2 separate regions of the Homo sapiens genome follow, and region 2 is linked to region 1. Evidence: chromatin loops called from intact Hi-C (ENCODE). Cell type or tissue: OCI-LY7. All regions are shown on one strand. Each heading gives the region's core, and the rest is flanking DNA. Links, peaks and the distances in the headings are about the cores only.

Region 1 (11,581 bases), core at 1,491-9,490:
GACCATCCTGGCTAACACGGTGAAACCCTGTCTCTACCAAAAATACAAAAAATTAGCCGGGCATGGCAGCATGTGCCGGTACTCCCAGCTACTTGGGAGGCTGAGGCAGGAGAATGGCGTGAACCCAGGAGGCGGAGCTTGCAGTGAGCCGAGATGGCGCCACCGCACTCCAGCATGGGTGACAGCGCAAGACTCCGTCTCAAAAAAAAAAAAACAAAAACGGTATGTTTATCTTGTTTTAGGAGGAGAGAGCAGAGGACAAATATTGGATATATTTAATTTTATTAACTAAATGTTAAGTTTAAATATTGACAATGTCACACTTGAATTACTGAATATGTTTAATTTTATGAAGTATGTTATGTTGCTCTAAATATGCATATTTAGTTTAATGTGTATTGTTTTATGTAGATGACTTAGAGATAATTTTGTATTTGTCAGTAATCCTAACCACAGAATGTTATAGTTTTCAGTGGCACTAACACTTTCTTCTCTAAGAACATTAAAATAAATGAGCCAACTGGAATAGTGCCATCACCTCTAATTATTGGGTCTTAGGAGTAAATAGATCAATTAAGAACTATGCCTTACTTCTAAAATAGCAATCTTAGAGATGTGCTAGGACGTGACAGGTCCTTGTTCCTGATGACAAGGGTGAATGGCCTTGTAGGTCTCTTTAAGGAGATTGCATGTTAGCCTAGGTTTTGTAATAGCCAGTCTCCAAGATGGCCCTCAGTGATCCTTGCCTGTTGGTATTCGTGCCCTTGTGTAATTTCCTCCCACACTGAATTAGGGTTGGCCCTCTGTGACCAATAGAATACAGCAGAAGTGATGGTGGGCCTTCCAAGGCTGTCATAAAATCCACTGATGCTTCTGCTTTGGTCTCTGGGACCATTCTGGGAAAAGCCAGCTACAATCCTATGGGGACCCTGAGTAACCCTTGTAGGAAGGCCCATATGGAGAAGAAGGAAGGTGCACAACCAACAGCCAGCACCACTTTGCCAGTCCTGTGAATTAGTCAGCTTGGAAGTGAATCCTTCAGCCCCACTCAAGCCTTGAGATGACTGCAGCCCTGGCCAAATCCGATTGCATCCTTCTCAGAGCAAGAACTTCCAGGCCAAACTCTTCCAAATTTCCTGACCCACAGAAACCATGAGAAATAAAATGATTATTGTTTTTCTAACTCACTAAGTTTTAGAATAACATGTTATTGATACAGAAGGTATGGAAGTGATGTGACTCATTCAAGGAATTTTTGTTTTGTTTTGTTTTGTTTTTTATTTATTATTATTATTTTTTTGACAGGGTCTCACTCCTGTCGCCCAGGCTGGAGTGCAATGGTGCAATTATGGCTCACTGCAACTTCGACTTCCTGGGCTCAGGTGATTCTGCCACTTCTGCCTCTCAAGTAGCTGGGAACACAGGTGCACACAACCACCCTTGGCTAATTTTTAAATTTTTTGTTGAGATGGAGTCTTGCTATGTTGCCAGGGCTGGTCTCGACCTCCTGGGCTCCAGTGATCCTCCTGCCATGGCCTCCCAAAGTGCTGGGATTACAGACATGAGACATTGCAGCCAGCCATAGACCTGCATTTAGAAACAACTCTGCCTGAGGCCAGGCATGATGGCTCACGCCTGTAATCCCAGCACTTTGGGAGGATGAGGCGAGAGGATCACTTGAGGTCGGGAGTTCAAGACCAGCCTGGCCAGCATGGTGAAACCCTGTTTCTACTGAAAACACAAAGATTAGCTGGGCGTGGTGGTTCATACCTGTAGTCCCAGCTACTCAGGAGACCGAGGCAGGAGAATTGCTTGAACCCAGGAGGCAGAGGTTGCAGTGAGCCAAGATCGAATCACTGCACGCAGCCTGAGTGACAGAGCAAGAATCCCATCTCAAAAAAAAAAAAGTATATATATATAAAATATGTATATTATATATATACACACACATATATATACTTATGTATATTTTTATGTATATATACTTTTATATATATTTTTAAGACATCAGCAACATTGACTGGTTTTACTTATTTATTATTATATATTTTTTCATACAGAAACAAGATCTTGCTATGTTGCCCAGGCTGATCTTGATCCTGGCCTAAAGTTATCCTCCTGCCTTGGCCTCTCAGAGTGCTAGGGATTATAGGTGTGAGCCACTGTCCCAGCTCATAATCTGATTCTAAAGAGACAATTGATATCTTAAACTGAAATTTATTTTTAACTTTTTTTAAAATTTATTTTATTTTATTTTTAAATTTATTTTATTTTATTTTATTTATAAGAGACAGGGTCTCTTAACAACAACAACAACAGCTACTGTAACAATCTCCTAAAGTGTTTGTTTATGTGTTGAAATGTTTTCCTTTTTAACTTCACAGAAATCTTTTGGAAACTATTCTCTCTTACTTTGAAGAAATATTTATCTGAAGTTTAGCAATTCCTTCCATTTTACACCATTTTACTTTCATTCTACCCTTAGAACCAATGTATGTCTCGAGTTTGTGATTACAGCTTTGACTAAGCATGGCTCTCTCCTTCTTTGCTTGGGCAGTGCTTTAATGGATTGCCCAGCCATCTGTATGGACCCAGGAAACTATTATACTTCCATTGGAAAGTCCCCATATGTGATCTGTGTTAAAGAGCTATAGAGCACAGGTCACAGGAAGATTCACTCCCACCCAGGATAGGATGTGTGGCATGAGTTGACACTTGGGAAAGCTCCCTCTCAGACTGTTTTCCCTCTGTTTTTCCGCAGAATCTGAGATTCCATCATCAGATGAGTTCTCATTAGCTGGCTCCAGCAGTTGCTTACTAAATTGTATATAACTTTGTGCATCTTCCATTTGCCTTCCAGATTTACTTTCCACCCTTCCTCACCTTGCTCTGTAGGGCCACTGTCCTGTGTGGATCACTTCAATAGCGTTGGGTTTCAGTAGAGTTCAACCAATGAAGATCCCAGCAGAGATCAAGAAGAGAGGGCAGTGAGGGGTGTTATTATTGCCCAGCTTCTTTCCTAAGAGGTTGTCTTGGGCTGGCTAGGGTCCCTTGACTGAAGGGTCCCTTCTCTCAAGGAAGGCATCTCTCAATGGCTCTCTGAAGAATTTGCATCCTCCCATCATCCTTCCAGGCCTAAAGGTGGTATTATAAAAGCCCTGATACTGCTGTGCCTTGTGGCTCTCCTACACACTGCATGCACGTGTAAATAGTACCTTTATTAAACCCACTTTGAGTTATACTAATTTGGGTGTGCCATCTGTTTCCTCCTGGGACTTTGATAGAGACACCTTCATAGAAGCAAATTATTAAGCTATTATTGGCCATAAACATCCAATTATAAATTAGTTTGTAAAACTGGTTTTCAAGGAATAACTACCTGAGGTTGGACTCAGAGGGAATGAGACATAGGACAAATAAATCTTCACAGAGTTAAAGAGAAACAATACAATGCAACAAAGAGAGGAAGGGGGCTTGAAACTGGGAGATTTCAGTTTGAATTCCAGATCAGCAGTTTACCCCAGGGCCTCATTTTTCTCATCTCTAAAAGGAAGGTTTTAATTTTTAAATTTTATGATTTTGTTGAGACAGAGTCTTGCTCTGTTGCCCAGGCTGGAGTGCAGTGGCGCAATCTCAGTTCACTACAACCTCCGCTTCCTGGGTTCAAGTGATTCTCCTGCCCCAGCCTCCCAAGTAGCTGGGACAACAGGCGCGTGCCACCACGCTTGGCTAATTTTTGTATAAAATGAAGGTTTTTAAATAGAATAATGGCTTTCAATCTGTGTTCCACAAAACCCCAAGAGGTACCTCAATGTCCAACAACCTGGGAAGTGAGAGATGTAGAGAAAGGACAGGAAGAAAAAGACAGATCCCAACTCTACTTCAACCAGGACAGCTTTGCTCTGTCTGCTTATAGAGATTTCTGAGGTGATGTATACAAGACTGGATATTCCAGCTGCCAATCTTCTAGGGAAAAGTGAGCTGTGGGACATTTGTGTGTGTGTGTGTGTGTGTGTGTGTGTGTGTGTGTGTGTGTGTGTTTATTTTTTTAGAGATGGAGGTCTCACTGTATTGCCCAGGCTGATCCAACTCCTAGCTTCAAGCAATCCTCCTGCCTTGGCCTCCCAAGTAGCTGAGATTACAGGGGCAAGCCACTGTGCCTGGCTAATGTGCGCATGTATTAGTCCGTTTTCACGCTGCTGTAAAGATACTACTCAAGACTGGGTAATTTATAAAGGAAAGAGGTTTAATTTACTCACAGTTCTGCATGGCTGGGGAGGCCTCAAGAAACTTACAAGCATGACAGAAGGGGAAGTAAGGTACCTTCTTCATAATGTGGCAGGAGAGAGAAGGAAGAGGAACTTCCAAACACTCGGAAAATCATCAGATCTCTTGAGAACTCACTATCACAAGAACAGCATGGGGGAAACCGCCCCTTTGATCCAATCACCTCCCTCCCTCAACACATGGAGATTACACATGGAGATGAGATTTGGGTGGGGACACAGAGCCAAACTGGCTAATTTTTAAATTTTTAGTAGAGACGAGGTATCACTATGTTGCCCAGGCTGGTCTTGGACTCCTGGGCTCAAGCGATCCTCCTACCTCTGCCTTCCAAAGCACTGAGATTACAGGTGTGAGCCACCATGCCTGGGCTGGGCTACTTTAATTTATTCTTCTAAAATGCTAATTACTTTAGATTTTGGGAACCAACAGACATATTGATCACATTTCAAATGGTATCTGGCCAGGCACAGTGGCTCACACCTATATTCCCAGGATTTTGGGAGGGTGAGGTGGGAGGATAGCTTTAGCCCAGGAGATGGAGGCTGTAGTGAGCTATGATTGCGCCACTGCACACCATCCTGGGCAACAGAGCAAGTCTCTGTCTCTAAAAAGTAAATAAAATAAAATAAGATAAAATGTATCTTAGACACACTTTAAAAATTCTATACATGCTGCAGATGTATCAGACACACTTTTTTTTTCTTTTTCTTCTTCCACAGGCTGGTGGGGTGGAATAAAACACACTTCTGACTAAGGAATCAAGTTGTTACTAAAGAATAGTCATTTTTCTCTCCTTGAGATAAGCCTTCAGAAGGTAACTTGATAAAGAAATCACAGGAGAGTAAGGGTTATTACTTATGATGTTATTTCAAAAATAAATGAGTTGAAACCATCGACTGCCTGGTTTTCAGAAGGTAACCAGCAGAGGGCACTCTAGGCTTTATAGACTGCAGAAAATGCAAGCGGATCCCTCCAGAAGTTGGGGGTCAGTGCCTTAATCTTTATCTCCAGAAAGATACTTTCAGCTTGTTATTATTATTATTATTATTATTATTATTATTATTATTATTAGACGGAGTCTCGCTCTGTCGCCCAGGCTGGAGTGCAGTGGCGCTATCTCGGCTCACTTCACTGCCACCTCCGCCTCCCAGGTTCAAGCGATTCTCCTGCCTCAGCCTCCCGAGTAGCTGGCATTACAGATGCCCCCCCACGCCCAGCTAATTTTTGTATTCTTAGTAGAGACAAGGTTTCTCCATGTTGGCCAGGCTGGTTTCTGACTCCTGACCTCAAGTGATCCACCTGCCTTGGCCTCCCAAAGTGCTGGGATTAACAGGCGTGAGCCACCCTGCCAGGCCGATGCTTTCAGCTTATTAAGAGCTCACCTGTTGGATGACTGCAGAACATTTTCTTGGTAATGTAAACCAAAGCTTCTGTATTCCCAAATAGCCACATTAATCAACATTTACAAATAATTGTAAAATAATTTCAAGAGAATGAGAAGATGAGCCACAGACTGGGAAAAACTATTTACAAAAGACTTATCTAATAAATGACTGTTATTCAAAATATATAAAGACCTCTTAAAACACAAGAATAAGAAAAATAACCCGATTAAATAATGGGCAAAAGATCAGAACAAACTCACCAAAGAAAATACACAGATGGCAAATAAGCATATGAAAAGATTTTCATATGTCACTAGGGATATGCAAATTAAAACAACAATGAGATAGGACCACATACCTATTAGAATGGCAAAAATCACAACAATGAGGACACCAAATGCTGGTGAGGATGTGGAACAACAGGAACTCTCATTCATTGCTGTTGGGAATGACAAATGATACAGCCCCTTTGGAAAATAGTTTGGCTGTTTCTTACAAAACTAAACGGCTTACCATAAGATACAGCAATTGTGTTCCTAGGTATTTACCAAATAAGTTGAAAACTTATGTCCCCATGAAAATGTGCACATCAATGTTTATAGCAGCTTTGTCCATAATGGTCAAAACATGGAAGCAATATGAAAATGTCCTCAGTAGGTGAATGGATAAACTGTGGTACATCCAGATAATGGAATACTATTCAGCACTGAAAATAAATGAGTTATCAAGCCATGAAAAGACATGGAGGCACCTTAAATCCATATTGCTAAGTGAAAGAAGCCAATCTGAAAAGGCTACCTATTGTATGTTTCCAATTATATGACATTCTAGAAAAGGCAGCCAGGCATAATGGTGTGTGCCTGTAGTCTCAGCTACTTGGTAGGCTGAGGCAGGAGGATCACTTAGGCCCAGGAGTTTGAGATAAGCCTGGGCAAACTGGTGAGACTGTCTCTAAAAAAAAAAAAGAAAGAAAGAAATTTTTTTTTTTTTTCAGATGGAGTTTCACTTTTGTTGCCCAGGCTGGAGTGCAATGGCACAGTCTCAGCTTACTGCAACCTCCGCCTCCTGGGTTCAAGGGATTCTCTTGCCTCAGACTCCCGAGTAGCTGGGATTACAAGTGCCCGAGACCATGCCAGGTTAATTTTTCTAATTTCGTATTCTTAGTAGAGACAGGGTTTCACCATGTTGGTCAGGCTGGTCTTAAACTCCTGACCTCAGGTGATCCACCCATCTCAGCCTCCCAAAGTGCTGGGATTACAGGCGTGAGCCACTGAGCCTGGCCGAAAATGTTTCAATATTAAAAATAAAGAAAAACTTAGAAAAAATTAAAAAGACAAAAGGAAAAACCAGAAATACAGGGGTTGGGGAAAAATGAGCATAGAGGATTTTTAGGGCAGTGAAACTACACTGTATGATACTATAATGATGAATACATGTCATTATACATTTGTTAAAACCTACAGAATGTACAAAACTAAGAGTTAATCTGTTTGTTTGGGTTTTTTTTTTTTTGAGACAGAGTCTTGCTCTGTCACCCAGGCTGGAGTGCAATGGTGCAATCTTGGCTCACTGCAACCTCCACCTCCCGGGTTCAAGTGATTCTCCTAGGGATACACAAATTAAAACAACAATGAGATAGGACCACATACCTATTACCTCTTAGCCTCCCAAGTAGCTGGGATTAAAGGCACCTGCCACCACACTGGGCTAATTTTTGTATTTTTTTTTTAAGTAGAGACGGGGTTTCACCATGTTGGCCAGGCTGGTCTCAAACTCCTGACCTCAGGTGATCTGCCGCCATCAGCCTCCAAAAGTGCTGGAATTACAGGCATGAGCCACTGCATCTGGCCTAAATCCTAATGTAAACTATGAATTTTGGGTGATAATGATGTGTAAATATAGGTTCATCAATTGTAACAAAGGTACTACTTTGGTTCAGATGTTGATAGTGGATAAGGCTCTGCATGTATGTCTAGGAAAGGAGTATATGGGTTATCTCTGTACTTTTTTTGTGTGTGTGACAGGGTCTCGCTTTGTTGTCCAGGCTGTAGTGCAATGGCACGATCTCGGCTCACTGCAACCTCTGCTTCCTGGGTTCAAGTGATTCTCCTGCCTCAGCCTCCTGAGTAGCTGGGATTACAGGCGTGAACCACCACAGCTGGCTAATTTTTGTATTTTAGTAGAGATGTGGTTTCACTGTGTTGGCCAGACTGGTCTCAAACTCCTGAGCTCAAGTGATCTACCCGCCTAGGCATGAGACACGGTGCCTGGCCATCTCTGTACTTTCAACTTAATATTGCTGTGAACCTAGAACTGCTCTAGACAATAGTCTATTAATGGTAGCTCACACCTGTAATCCCAGCACTTTGGGAGGACAAGGCAGGCAGATTTGCTTTGAGCTCAGGAGTTAGAGACCAGCCTGGGTAACATGGCAAATCCCTGTCTCTACCAAAAAAATATACAAATATTAGCCAAGCATGGTGTCTTGTGCCTGTAGTCCCAGCTACTCAGGAAGGTGAGGCTGGAAGATCACTTGAGCCTGGGAGGCAGAGGTTGCAGCAAGCCAAGATCACGCCACTGCATGCCAGCCTCGGTGACAGAGTGAAACTCTGCCTCAGAAAAAAAGAAAAAGAAAAAGAAAAGAAAATAGTCTATTAAAAGCAATAATCCATGCTCACTTCAACAGCATGTGTATTAAAAATTGCAACAATACAGAGATTAGCACTGACCCTGCCCAGGCAGACACACACATTTGTGAAATGTTCCATATTTAAAATAATAATGAGAATCCAATGTTCTTGTATCAGTGTTCCCCATTATTAAATTTGTTCTTTTAATGAGTCACCTAGTGATACAGGTTTCCAGGAGATAATATACCCATGATTATCAGGATTTCTTTCTTTTTTTTGAGATGGAGTTTCCCTGTGTTGCCCAGGCTGGAGTACAGTGGTGTGATCTCGGCTCACTGCAGCCTCTGCCTCCCAAATTCAAGCGATTCTCCTGCCTCAGCCTCCTGAATAGCTGGGATTACAGGTGTGCGCCACCACACCTGGCTAATTTTTGTATTTTTAGTAGAGACAGGATTTCACCATGTTGGCTAGGCTGGTCTCAAACTCCTGACCTCACGTGGTCTGCCCACCTCGGCCTCCCAAAGTGCTGGGATTACAGGCATGAGCCACTGTGCCTGGCCAGGATTTCTTTTATTATTTATTTATTTTTATTTTTGAGACAGGGCCTTGCTCTGTTACCCAGGCTGGAGTGCAGTGGCACAATAATAGCTCTGGCTAATTTTTTTTTTTAATTTTTTTGTAGAGACGGGGACGGTGGTGGTTTCCCTATGTTACCCAGGCTGGTCTTGAACTCCTGGGCTCAAGCGATCCACCTACCTCGGCTTCCCAAAGTGTGGGATTACAGGCGTGAGCCACCACATCTGGCCTACTAGGATTTCTTAATCATCAGCACTCTTGTCTGAATCCACATTCATTGCCTGAACTCAAATGTAGTGGAGACCTATTTTCACATCAGCCTTTAATTAACCCTGCAAAACACTGACATGCTCTGAGCAGCCTGGCAGGACAGCAAACCATGCTCTTTTTCACCTTTTACAACCAGTGTACAAAATAGGATTATCATTTCCCCACAGACATCAAGAAATAACTAGAAGTTTACCAGGAATAAACTGTTAGGTGCCTCAGTTGCAGCAAAGTTCTTCTGGAGGTTGGAGGAAAGCTAATATTTGCTGAAGACCTAGTATTCAGGCATTTGGCAGGTGTTCAGCACACACAATCTCATTTCATGCCTCTGTGACCATGTCTACCTTATGGCTAGGGAAACTAAAGTTGCCCAAGGATACTCAGCTAGCTAGTGGCAGAGGTAGAAAGAAGCAAACCCAGATATTTTTGGCTCCACGTGCCTTTTCTTCAGAGGAGCTACCTCGACCTGCATTCAAACACTGCCACAATTATCCCTGCCACTTGCTGGGGTATGCTTCACAGTGGGGTCCATTTGCAGTGATTTCTGATTTTCCATATTTTAGAATTTTCCTGTTGCTTGCAATATGTCTTCTGTTCTTATGAAACTGCCCAAAACCAGGGCAATGGAGGTTTTTTTTTTTTTAAGGATCTTTTTTGTAGGGGCTGGATGGTGGGGGGTGGAGGTTGGGTGAGGGCAATGAAGGGAGATTGGTTTTTTATTCTGCGTACTTCCATAATGTTTGATTATTTTATGGTTAGAATGTATTCATGCATTACTTTTTTTTTGAAAAACAGAGAAGGCACCGGGCAAGGTGGCTCACGCCTATAATCCCAGCATTTTGGAAGGCCGAGGCGGGTGGATCACAAGGTCAGGAGTTCAAGACCAGCCTGACCAACATGGTGAAACCCCGTCTCTATTAAAAATCCAAAAATTAGCTGGGCATGGTGGCGCGCGCCTATAATCCCAGCTACTCAGGAGGCTGAAGCAGGAGAATTTCTTGAACCCGGGAGGCGGAGGTTGCAGTGAGCCGAGATCATGCCACTACACTCCAGCCTGGGCAACAGAGCGAGAGAGACTCCGTCTCAAAAAAAAAAAAAAAAAAAAAAAAAAAACAGAGAGAGAAGGAAAAAAAGCAGCTTTCTAGGCAAATACATGAAAACAATGTAGAAAGAGCCACAGTGCAGTATATATTCTATTTTTATGTTATATTTATAGTAATTTGAATATAAAGACCTCTGTTGAGAGGAAAAAAAGAGGACCAAAGTTTCATTATATGAATATTTGCTTCTCTTTGTCCCTCACACCCTACACACAGAAACACAAACAAAAGCCTCTCATTGTTTCCCCTGATGGAACAACGATGACTAAGTGGCTGCATAAATCATCCAGAGTTACCAAAACTTCATTCCCAGTCATTTGACACCATTTAGGGAGGACTGTGTTGGAAATGTGCAGCTGTTAAAGGCCCCACCACCCCCACTTAAGAATTAGGAGGCGTAAGAATAGGAAAGTAGTCAATACTACAGTCTCTAAGTGGAATATGGGTGTTTCATTTAAAGTTATTCCATCAATTTGAGGGTGAAAATATAATTCTCCCTTCCTTTGTCATAACTCAGGCACAGACTGTTTTCAAAATAAATTGAAGGCGAGAAGATTGAAAATTTTAGAGTTCGACTTGCAAATTAGAACCCGATGAATTTATTCACAGTCCAGTAGACAACTCTACAGTAAGGTTTGTACTGGTAAACTGGAGTGCTGTGGGGTTAATTTCTCAGAGATGAAGAACGGGTTAATAATCTCACCCTGATTATTCAGTATCTACTGAAAAGTGTTTACCACAGAGACGCAAGACAATAGAGACTGCATGCCACGTCCCCCTCTGCTATGACATACTCACACTGCTTTCAAACCATATTAATACCATGGATTGTGAATGCTCTACTCATTCTAGTTATTCGGGCAAAAATTCTCTTGTTAGTTGGCAAGAGCACCTCAAACCTCTTTTCAACCATCAGCAGTTAGTACTTTACTTTCCCTTGCTCACACCACCTGAATAATCAGGAATGCCTCTGTATTCATCAGTGCCTCCTTCACGGGGCAAATTGTGTATACTATACATATACACACACATATATACACACATATGCCCATATATGTATATATACATATATAGAGCTATATACTTATATGTGCATGTGTGCATGCGCGTGGGTGTGCACGTGTGTGTGCATGTGTGTGCATGTGTGTGTGTGCACATATGTGTGCGTGTGTGTGTGTGTATAGTGGCATGCACCATATAACAACATTTCAGTGAACCACAAACCACATATACAACAGTGGTCCCATAAGATTATAACACCATAGGCCGGGCGTGGTGTCTCACACCTGTAACCCCAGTACTTTGGGAGGCTGAGGTGGGCGGATCACCTGAGGTC
Region 2 (11,581 bases), core at 1,079-9,078, 240 kb after region 1:
GTGAACCTGGGCGGCAGAGCTTGCGGTAAGCCGAGATCACGCCACAGCACTCCAGCCTGGGCGACAGAGCGAGACTCAGTCTCAAAAAAAAAAAATAAAAATAAAGAACAAACTGGGGAGAAAACATGTCTTACTCATAGCCTAAGACAAAGAATTAATTTTTCTAATATTAAAGAGTTCCTACAAAATAGTAATTTAAAAAATATCTACAAGCTCCTTCCCCACAAAAGATCAACAAAGTATATGACCAAACTGTTTACAGAAAATGACATAAAACACCTCTCATAATAATTCCTATGGCAGTGTTTATTCTACTAAGGCATACTGATACCATGCACTTATTTATGGGTATGCTTTGTATAATCTCTAAAGCAGGCATAATTCTTATGATGCCAGGTAATTGAGCAGAGTCACAGAAAAAGAGTATTTTAAAAGGAGGGAGTCCCAGCCTGGCCAACATGGTGAAACCCCGTCTCTATCAAAAATATAAAAATTAGCTGGGCATGGTGGTGCACACCTGTAATCCCACCTCCTCAGACGCAGAGGCAGGAGAATTGCTTGATGTCCACATGCAAAATAATAAAGTTGGACCCCTACCTCATACCATATGTAAAAATTTACTCAAAACAGATCAAAGACCTAAATGTAAGAGTTAAAATTGCAAGAGTATTAGAATAAAAAATAGGTATAAATCTTCATGCCTAAGTGAGGTGGCTCATGCCTATAATCCTAGCACTTCTGAGATGGGCAGATCACTTGAGCACAGGTGTTTGAGACCAACCTCAGGAACATGGCAAAACCTCGTCTCTATTAAAAATACAAAAAAATTAGCTGGTGTGGTGGCATGTACCTGTAGTCCCAGCTACTCCGGAGGTTGAGGTGGGAGGATCACCTAAGCCCGGGAAGTGGAGGCTGCCATGAGCTGAGATTGTACCACTGCACTCCAGCCTGGGAGACAGGAGTGAGAAATCAACTCAAAAACAAACAAAACAACAACAACAACAAAACCTTTGTAACTTTGGATTAGGCAATAGTTTCTAAAATATAATACCTAAAGCCTAAGCAACCATAGAAAAAATAGATAAATTGGACTTCAGAAAAATTAAAAGCTTTTAGGCCGGGCGTGATGGCTCATGCCTGTAATCCCAGCACTTTGGGAGGCAGAGGCAAGTGGATTAGCTGAGGTCAGGAGTGTGAGACCAGCCTGGCCAGTATGGTGAAACCCCACCTCTACTAAAAAAAAAACACACAAAAATTAGCTGGGTGTGGTGGTGTGTGCCTGTAGTCCCAGCTACTTGGGAGGCGGAGACAGGAGAATTGCTTGAACCCAGGAGGTGGAGGTTGCAGTGGACCAAGATTGTGCCACGGCACTCCAGCCTGGATGACAGAGTAAGACTCCATCTCAAAAAATAGAAATACAGGCTGGGCGTGGTGGCTCACGCCTGTAATCCCAGCACTTTGGGAGGCTGAGGCGGGCAGATCACGAGGTCAGGAGATCGAGACCATCCTGGCTAACAGGGTGAAACCCGTCTCTACTAAAAATACAAAAAAATTAGCCGGGCGTGGTGGCGGGCACCTCTAGTCCCAGCTACTCAGGAGGCTGAGGCAGGAGAATGACATGAACCCAGGAGGTGGAGCTTGCAGTGATCTGAGATCATGCCACTGCACTCCAGCCTGGGCAACAGAGCGAGACTCCATCTCAAAATAAATAAATAAATAAATAAAAATACAGGCTGGGCATGGTGGCTCACGCCTGTAATCCCAGCACTTTGGGAGGCCGAGGCAGGCAGATTACTTGAGGTCAGGAGTTCGAGACCAGCCTGACCAACGTGGAGAAACCCTGTCTCTACTAAAAATACAAAATCAGCCGGGCGTGGTGGCGCATGCCTGTAATCCTAGCTACTCAGGAGGCCGAGGCAAGAGAATCGCTTGAACCCAGGAGGCGGAGGTTGCAGTGGGCCGAGATCATGCCATTGCCCTCCAGCCCGGGTGACAGAGTGAGACTCCATCTCAAAAAATAAAAATACAAAAATTAGCTGGGTGTGGTGGTGCATGCCTGTAATCCCAGGTACTCGGGAGGTGGAAGCCGGAGAACCACTGGAACTGGGGAGGCAGAGGTTGCAGTGAGCAAAGACTGTGCCACTGCACTCCAGCCTGGGCAACAAGAGCGAAACTCCGTCTCAAAAAAAAAAGAAAAAAAAAAAAAACCCAAGTGAAAAGTAGGCAAAGGACTTGAATAGACATTTCTCTTAAGATGATATAAAAATGGCCAATAAGCACATAAAAAGATATTCAACATTATTAATCATTAGAAAAATCCAACTTCAAAACCACAATTGAATACTACTTCATACCTGCTAGATCAGCTGGGAAGAAAAACTCAGATAATAACAAGTGTTGGTAAAATTTGAGCTCTTGTATATTAACAGTGGAAGTGTAAAATGGTGCAGGTGCTTTGGAAAACAGTTTGGCACTTTCTCAAAATTTAACCCTTTTCCAGTTTAGATTTTAAAAAAACACAGCTCGATGCCAGCACTCATTTAATTTTACTTAAACATGTTCTTTGAGGCTGAAGAAAATCTGACTGATTTTCATGTGAAAATAAAATATAAAAACTGTTCTTGGAGTTATTTCTAAACAGAACTAACATCAGAATCATCTGAACCATCAAAATCGTCTATTTCAGAAAAATCAGATCCATCAAATGAATCTTCAGCCAACAACTGTTTGAGAACGATGCTACGTTTTTTAGGATTTGACATTTTCAGTGATCAAGAATTACTATATTTTATAAACGGAAATACAACTAAAAACAGAATACTATAAATAGAATAATGTTTTTGTTTCCAAAGTCAATACACTAGAGCAATGCAAAAATAATAATAAATATTAATATGCTTACTCATGTATTAATAATACAACAATATTTTGTGGCAAGGTTATCTTGGAGTAAATGCTGCAGCTGCAAGCACCGCTGGCAGGTATTCTTGGGGCAAAGGCGAAAAGGGTTAAACAGAGTTATCATATGACTTAGTAATTCCACAATTCCACCTAAGAGTATTGAGAACATATGTCCACACAAAAACTTGTACCTGAATGTTCATAGCAACTTTATTCGTTATAGTCAAAAAGTGGAAACAACCCAAATGTCCGTCAACTAATGAATGGATAAACAAAATAGCATAACCACTCTGAGGTATATCCGCACAACAGAATATTATTGCACAATAAAAAGGAATGAAGTGCTGATACGTACTACAACATGGATGATCCCTGAAAACATTATACTAAAAAAGAAATCCCATTCCAGTAGGTATAGCTAAAAATAAATAAATACACAAAACATTATCTTTAATGAAAGAAGCCAGTCACAAAAGGTCACATGGTGTATGATTCAGTTTATATTAAATGTCCAGAATAGGAAACTCTGTAGAGGTGGAAAATAGATTAGCAGTTGTCAAGGGCTGTAGGGAGGGGGAATTGGTAGTGACTGCTAATGGATACAGGAGTGATGAGAATGTTCTGAAATTAAATGGTAATAGTTGAATGAATTTATGAATATACTAAAAAACACTGCATTGTACACTTTAAAAGATACATTATACACTTTAAAAGGTGAGTCTTATAGGATTTTATGAGATTTTATGAAATTTGAATCATATCTCAATTTTTTTAAAAGTGTTTATTGGATTTCTGAGACTCGGGTGTTGTTAGTGGCCTTGTAGAGGAATGTTAGTGGTCAAAGGCAGCTGGCAGTGGACCAAAGAATGAGTGGGAAGTGAAGAATAGTGAGTGTATACAATTCTTTCAAGAAGGTTAGGTGAGAAGAACAGGGCAGTAGCTGAGAGAGATAAAAGGTCAAAGAATATTCTGGTTTTGTTTGTGGTGCTGATGGCAGAAACTTAAGTAGGTTAAAATGCTAATGGAGGCTGGGCGTGGTGGCTCACTCCTATAATCCTAGCACTTTGGGAGGCCAAGGTGGTCAGATTGCTTGAGCTCAGTAGTTCGAGATTAGCCTGGGCAACATGGTGAGACCCCTTCTCTACAAAATATACAAAAATTAGCTGGGCATGCTGGTGCCTGTTGTCCCAGCTACTTGAGGGGCTGAGGTGGGAGGATGGCTTGAGCTTGGGAGGTCGAGGATGCAGTGAGCTGTAATCACGCCACTGCCCTCCAGTGGACCTGTCTCAAAAAAAAAAAAAAAAGATAGTAAGATCCAACTAAGAGGAAGTATACTGAGGAGGAGGATGATAAATAATAGAATAGAATAATTAAGATAGCACAAGGTGGTTAAAATGGAATTAAGAACACAGGTAACTGTTAAATAGGAAGAAAGGTGCTGACTGGGGGAAGTGAAATTATATATATTGAATTAGTTTAATTTGAGGAAGTTAAGACGCGTTTTATCTGAGGACATCTGTTTTCAGGTCAGTTGATGAAAAGTAAGGAAGTGTAGGCGAAGGGTCAGAAATGTGGGAAGATTAGAAAATGTTGGATGTGCTGGCACGGTGTCTCATGCCTGTAATCCCAGCACTTTGGGAGGCTGAGGCAGGTGGATCACTTGAGCCCAGGAGTTTGAGATTTTATTAAAAAAAAAAATCTATCTATCTATCTATAGAAATTGACACTTCTGGTCTTAAAGCTTGAAACTTACATTTATTTTATCTGAGTTACTTCCTCAGGAAAGGACCCCCAGACCTCTGGGAAAGTATCAAATAATTGAAACTCACTGGATCATCTCATCCAATGAGAGGCCAGGCCCCTCATTCATCATGATTGCTTCCTTAACCTTCCCCGAGTTCTTGTTTTCCTACACATTGTTATATTTCTTACCTGCTATATAAACTCCTAATTTTAGTCGGCAGGGGAGATGGATTTGAGACTGAACTCCCATCTCCTCCACTGCAGCACCTGGTCAAAGCCTTTTGCCTTGGCAATACCCGTTGTCTCAGTCATTGGCTTTCTGTGTAGCGAGCAGCAGGACCTAGACTGAACCCACAAAACCACAAATTTATACTATTGGGACAATCGTAACTCAATCTCTAGTCCCTGATGATTTGGGACGTTTAGGGCATCTAATCTGATCAGTTGTTATCTAATGTATCATCGGGTCGTACTTAAATTCCAGAAAATGCCCAGGAAAGGATAATTCTAGTGAAACAAAAAACCCAGTTTGGTCCTGTTACTTCTTATGCTTATGCTAATTGGAATCCCCTGGTAGCACATACTATCTGAAACGTAGCAGAACTCCCAGGAGAATCTATAATACATTTACGGTTTTGGTGATAAGGAACCCCCACTCGCTTGAGTCCCTTAGATCTGTGCTAATCCTACTCTACGCCTCTGGAACAACCCAGGATTCCAAGGATAGACTGGTAGTTTCTCATTAGTTTAATGAAACTGTGGTTTGGACTACATGTGTCAGCTGCTTTCCACTAATATCTGAGTAGGGCTAAACCACAGGAAAATATTGTTTCAAGTATGAAAATAATATTTAAATAGGACAATAATAATTATTCTAGCCGGGCATGGTGGTGCGCACCTATTAGTTCCAGCTACTCAGGAGACTAAGGTGGGAGGATCACTCAGCTCAGGAGTTCAAGACTGCAGAGAGCTATGATCATTGTGTCACTGCCTTCCAGCCTGGGTGACACAGCAAAACCTGGTCTCTACTGTAAAAAAAAAAAAAAAAAAAAAAAAAGAATAATTAGTTTAATAGGATAGAATAAAAATAATTAAAATTTCTTGATTATTGTCCATCTTGTGTTAGGCTTACATTTATACATATCATATGTATATATATGTACATATGATATGTATGAATGTAAGATATGTATAAATGTAAGATATGCAGCACACCAACATGGCACATGTAGACATATGTAACAAACCTGCACGTTGTGCACATGTACCCTAAAACTTAAAGTATCATAATAATAATAAATAATAAAAAAGATATATAGATATATATCTCTCAATTTGTCTTTCTCCCTCTCCTTACCATGGTTTTTGTTTAAAACTATCTTTATTAACAACAATAATTATAAGTGCAGCATGCAATGCTTTCCAAAGCACTTACTCATCCATTATTTTACTGTATGTAAACTTCCATCTCAGCTAGGTTGGAGATGCATTATTACCTCCAGGTTGCTGATGAAGAAACAATGATTAAGCAGTGATTAGTGACTTGTCCAAGATCATATAATTTGTTGGCAGGTGAGTTGTTTTTAGACTTCAGATATCTTTTGTTACTTCTTAACGTATACTTTCTATTCACTATAAGGTTAGTGAGAATTTTGATAAAGGTTTCCTTTTTTTTATTAAAAAAATTTTTTTAGCCTGTATCCTGCTGAAGATAAAGGTTTCCTAGTAAAACTATTCTAAACTTGTTTTTTTTGTTTGCTAGAAAAATGGTTTCAATAGACTTCTTTTTTTTATGGAATCTCGCTCTGTCCCCCACGCGGAATGCAGTGGTGCAAGCTTGGCTCACTGCAACCTCCGCCTCCTGGGTTCAAGCGATTCTCCTGCCTCAGTCTCCTGAGTAGCTGGGATTACAAGCGTGTGCCACCACGCCTGGCTAATTTTTGTATTTTTAGTAGAGACTGGGTTTCACTATGTTGGTCAGGCTGGTCTTGAACTCCTGACCTCGTGATCTACCTGCTTTGGCTTCCCAAAGTGCTGAGATTACAGGCGTGAGCCACTGTGCCCAGCCTAGACTTCTTTTTTAAAAAATGTATGTTGAACATTCAACAAAGGAAAAATGACCATGATTCGTAAAATACTGATATTTAATACTTCTCAACTTTCCAAAACAATGATAGTGATGATATATTTTAATCACATAAGGGGCACTAATTTTAATATGTCTTTACCACTTTATTTTATTTATTTATTTTTGAGACAGGGTCTCATACTCTGTTGCCCAGGCTGGAGTGCAGTGTTTCGATCAGGTCTCACTGCAGCCTTGACCTCCCTGGGCTCAGGTGATTCTCCCACCTCAGCCTACCGAGTAGCTGGAACCACAGGCTCACACCACCACACTTGGCTAATTTTAAAATTTTTTGTAGAGACAGGGTTTTGTCATGTTTGCGCACCCTGATCTCAAACTTCTGAGCTCAAGCAGTCCTCCCTCCTCGGCCTCAAAAAGTGCTGGGATTACAGGTGTGAGCCATTGTGCCCAGCTATTTTATTTTTCAGATAGGGTCTCACTCTGTCACCCAGACTGGAGTGCAGTGTCGCCATCACAGCTCACTGCAGCCTCGACCTCCCCAGGCTCAGGTGATCCTCCCACTTCAGTCTTCCAAGTAGCTGTGCCACCACATCTGGCTAATTTTTTGTATTTTTTGTAGAGATGGGGTTTCGCCACGTGGTGGTCTCAAACTCCTGGCCTCATGTGATCTGCCTGCCTTGGCTTACCAAAATGTTGGGATTACAGGCGTGACCACTGTGTCCTGCCACCACCTTATTTAGTGCTAACTAAACAACTTTCCCTTTGCCAAATGTGATAATAATTTCTTAATTTCTTGTAGAATTACTGATCAGAGTCAACATTCTTTTTTTTTTTTTTTGAGACAGAGTTTCGCTCTTGTTGCCCAGGAGGGAGTGCAATGGCACGATCTCTGCTCACTGCGATTTCTGCCTCCCGGGTTCAAGCAATTCTCCTGCTTCAGCCTCCCAAGTAGCCGGGATTACAGGTGCCCGCCACCATGCCCAGCTAATTTTTGTATATTTAGTAGAGATGGGGTTTCGCCATGTTGGCCAGGCTGGTCTCAAACTCCTGACCTCAGGTGATCCACCTGCCTTGGCTTCTCAAAGTGCTGGGATTACAGGCGTGAGCCACCACACCTGGCCAGGGTCAACGTTCTGAAATAACCTTCAGCATTAGCCAGTACTCACCAAGATCAAATAATCAGCTTTGCTAATTTGTTGTTGTTGTTGTTGTTTGAGATGGAGTCTCGCTCTGTTGCCCAGGCTGGAGTGCAATGGTGAGATCTCGGCTCACTGCAACCTCTGCCTCCCAGGTTCAAGTGATTCTTCTGCCTCAGCCTCCCGAGTAGCTGGGATTACAGGCACTCACCATCATGCCCGGCTAATTTTTGTATTTTTGCATAGATGGGGTTTTACCATGTTGGCCAGGCTGGTCTGGAACTCTTGACTTCAGGTGATCCGCCCACCTCAGCGACCCAAAGTGCTGGGATTACAGGCTTGAACCACCGTGCCCGGCCCACTTTGCTAATTCTTAAAACATTTAAAGCTAAACTTCAAGGAGTGTGAAAAGGTGGTTAGGGTATCCATAAACAACCTGGTGCTGGGGCACATCTGACCCTGGGGAGGAATTAAGTGGCTCAGTGGTCCTGTGGCTGAGAGGCATGGCCAGCAGGGACTCTGACAGTCACCTTTTTTCTTCCTTCAATGAATCTCCAGGTTAGAAGGTGAAGGAAGTTATTTGCAGCATCAATGGCAATTTCTTTTCCACCTCCACCTGTAACAGCCAAGGCGCAGGACACTGAAGAAAAGAAGCAAAGAGGCCTGATGCTTCTGGCGAATCAGTTGGAAGAAGAATCACATCTAAAGTAGACAAGATATCCACTGTCTACACACACACACAAACACACAACTCTTTAACTAAATTCACATTTGTATCTGGTGTTTCCATGCGATAGTGGCTTAACTGATAATTTTGTAACACAAACATGGAGGTCATAGAGGCTTTCAATAATAGAGCTAAGGACTCATATTTCCTATGCTTTTAAAATTATCGTTTTAGGCTGGGCACAGTGGCTCACGCCTGTAATCCCAGCACTTTGGGAGGCTGAGGTGAGTGGATTGCTTGAGCTCAGGAGTTTGAGACCAGCCTAGCCAACATGGTGAAACCCATTCCTCTAAAAAAAATGCAAAAAATTAGCCAGGCAGGGTGGTGCGGGCCTGTAGTTCCAGCTACTTGGGTCAGGGAGGTGGGGTGGGGTAAAAAGGCAAGAGGATCACTTGAACCCAGGAGGCTGAGGCTGTAGTGAGTTGAGATCATGCCAGTGTACTCCAGCCTGGGTGACAAAATGAGACCCTACTTAAAAAAAAAAAATACACTTTGGGAGGCCAAGGCGGGTGGATCACTTGAGGTCAGGAGTTTGAGACCAGCCTGGCCAACATGGTGAAACCCCATCTCTACTAAAAATACAAAAATTAGCCAGGTGTGGTGGCAGTGCCTGTAATCCCAGATACTTGGGAGGCTGAGGCAGGAGAATTGCTTGAACCGGGAGGCAGAGGTTGCAGTGACCCAAGATTGTGCCACTGCACTCCAGCCTGGGTGACAGAATGAGACTCTGTCTCAAAAATAATAATAATAATAATGCAAATAATAATATAATAAAATAAAAATATATATATATTTTAAATTCTCGGCATGGTGGCTTGCACCTGTAATCCCAGCACTTTGAGAGGCCAAGACAGGAAGATCACCTGAGCCCAGGAGTTCAAGACCAGCCTGGGCAACATAGTGTGACCTCCTCTCTACAAAAAATTTTCAAAAATAGCTGGGCTTGGTGGCATGCACCTATGGTCCCAGCTACTTGGGAGGCTCAAGTGGGAGGATCACTGGAGCCCAGGAGGCTGTAGTGAGCCATGATTGTGCCACTGCACTCCAGCCTTGGGTGACAAAGAGACCCTGTTTCACTAAAAAAATTTTTTTTCAATTTATTTTTTAAAATTGTGGTAAAATATACATAACATTAAAATTTACCATATGCAGTGGGGGTAGATATCATAAGTCATAAGCAGTACTGAGAAGTAGTTTGACAGTAATTGAAAATGAAATAGCAGAAAAGAACCTCAAAAGATTATAATGCCTAAAAATCTGCTGCCAGATTGGTTAAAATTATATAAGACATATGCGCCTCTTGAAGATTCCTAAAAATGAAATTTACAAGCCTATCTAGTGAAGTTCTTCTATGCATTTAACTGTGTCCTATGTACTAGGTGAGGCAGCATGATGTAATGGGAAAAGTCCAGGACTTGGAATCAGGGCAAGTGTAATTGTCTTTGTTGCCCAGGCTGCAGTGAGTGCAATGGCGTGGTCTCAGCTCACAGCAAACTCTGCCTCCCGGGTTCAAGTGATTCTCCTGCCTCAGCCTCCTGAGTAGCTGGGATTACAGGCGCATGCCACCATGCCCAGCTAATTTTTGTGTTTTTAGTAGAGACAGGGTTTTGCCATGTTGGCCAGGCTGGTCTCAAACTCCTGACCTCAGGTGATCTGCCCGCCTGGGCTTCCCAAAGTGCTGGGATTACACGAGTGAGCCACTGTGCCCAGCTGTAATTTCCTCATTTTAAAAATAGGAACAATAAGAGCACCAACATTAGAATACTGTTACAAGGAACAAATGAGGTGGAGTGTAAGAAAAGTATATTGTGAAGTGCTATGTAAATGTTATTTTTCAACAAAGTTATGGTTTGTATACATCTTCCACAGAAGGTTATCCCTCTTATGGCCATTGACCATTTCTTTCTATAATTTTTTTCCATTTTTTATCTTTGTAATCAACATTGACACTTTTTCTTCTCTCTACATACATTGTATTGGTCATTGGACAGTACTTTCTTTTTTTTTTTTTTGATACAGAGTCTCACTGTGTCACCTAGGCTGGCGTGCAGTGACACAGTCTCCGCTCACTGCAGCCTCAGCCTCCCAGGTAGCTGGGATTACAGGGGCCCACCACCACATCCGGCTAATTTTTGTATTTTTAGTAGAGATAGGGTTTCACCATGTTGGCCAGTCTGATCTTGAACCCCTGACTTCAGGTGATCTGCCTGTCTCAGCCTCCCAAAGTATTAGGATTACAGGTGTGAGCCACCATGCCCTGCCTAGACACCACTTTAAAATGGCTGTTTCATGTTACAGATTTAACTTGGGGGAGGCCAGCCTAATGAAAATTTATTATTTTCTGTGAGTCACTGTATTTATAACTCAGGTACTGGCTACCGAGTGAATGGTGGTGCCTGGTTTATGGTTTTGTGGGCTTACTGTCTAGTCTATTATCTGATTTGGGTAAGAGAATATAGATTTGCCCGTAACTTAGCCAAATTTTAAAAAGCATATCTATTTATTAGAAAGAAAAAGTATTAAAGTATGACCTATCAAGCTATTAATGGCATATGTTTGTAACAAACTATAGAAATGATCCCTGAAAGTATAGTCTTAATGGCATATTTTTGCACATCATATCCAATAAGATTTAGAGAAGCACAAATATATATAAGGCCCCTCTCCCTTGCTCAATTTCAACACCTGTTTTTTTTTTTTTTTTTTTTTTGAATTCACTAAAGGGGAAAATGGTGGGGTGGTCAGTCAGTGCTAGGAAGGTAGGTAGTTAATGATGGTTATGCTAATTTAGAATGAAAAACTTTCATTCTAGATAGGACAGTGAATCCAATATCTCTTTTTTTTCCTCCCTAGAGACAGGTTCTCACTCTATTGGAGTGCAATAGTGTGATCATAGCTCACTGCAGCCTTGAACTCCTGGGCTCAAGCAATCATCCCACCTCAGCTTCCTAAGTAGCGGGCATGCTGGCATAAGCATGGTGGTGTGCA

Evidence for each region. Hi-C counts contacts between places; a loop is a spot of excess contacts. Peaks named below come from ENCODE experiments on the same cell type or tissue, not always from the same donor. Only the 100,000 strongest peaks of a DNase experiment are listed, where the experiment ranks them.
Region 2: a loop joins it to region 1, with 2.9 times the contacts of the local background. A loop is called at or near these places in 5 of 110 quality-filtered maps.

What each region holds. Positions count from the first base shown.
Region 1 is chr14:34,667,549-34,679,129 of GRCh38, forward strand. It overlaps the pseudogene RNU6-1261P. Among named protein-coding and RNA genes, the nearest start is that of CFL2, 41 kb to the right of the region's middle. In OCI-LY7, for the core only: a CTCF peak has its summit at 5,182 (motif pointing right); DNase peaks (open chromatin) are centred at 3,193 and 5,233; H3K27ac peaks cover 347 bases.
Region 2 is chr14:34,908,193-34,919,773 of GRCh38, forward strand. It overlaps SRP54-AS1 (SRP54 antisense RNA 1), which reads right to left. Exons shown (of 5, transcript NR_151701.1): 5 at 8,288-8,506. Among named protein-coding and RNA genes, the nearest start is that of BAZ1A, 39 kb to the left of the region's middle. In OCI-LY7, for the core only: CTCF peaks have their summits at 4,185 (motif pointing left) and 4,388; a DNase peak (open chromatin) is centred at 4,169; H3K4me3 peaks cover 448 bases.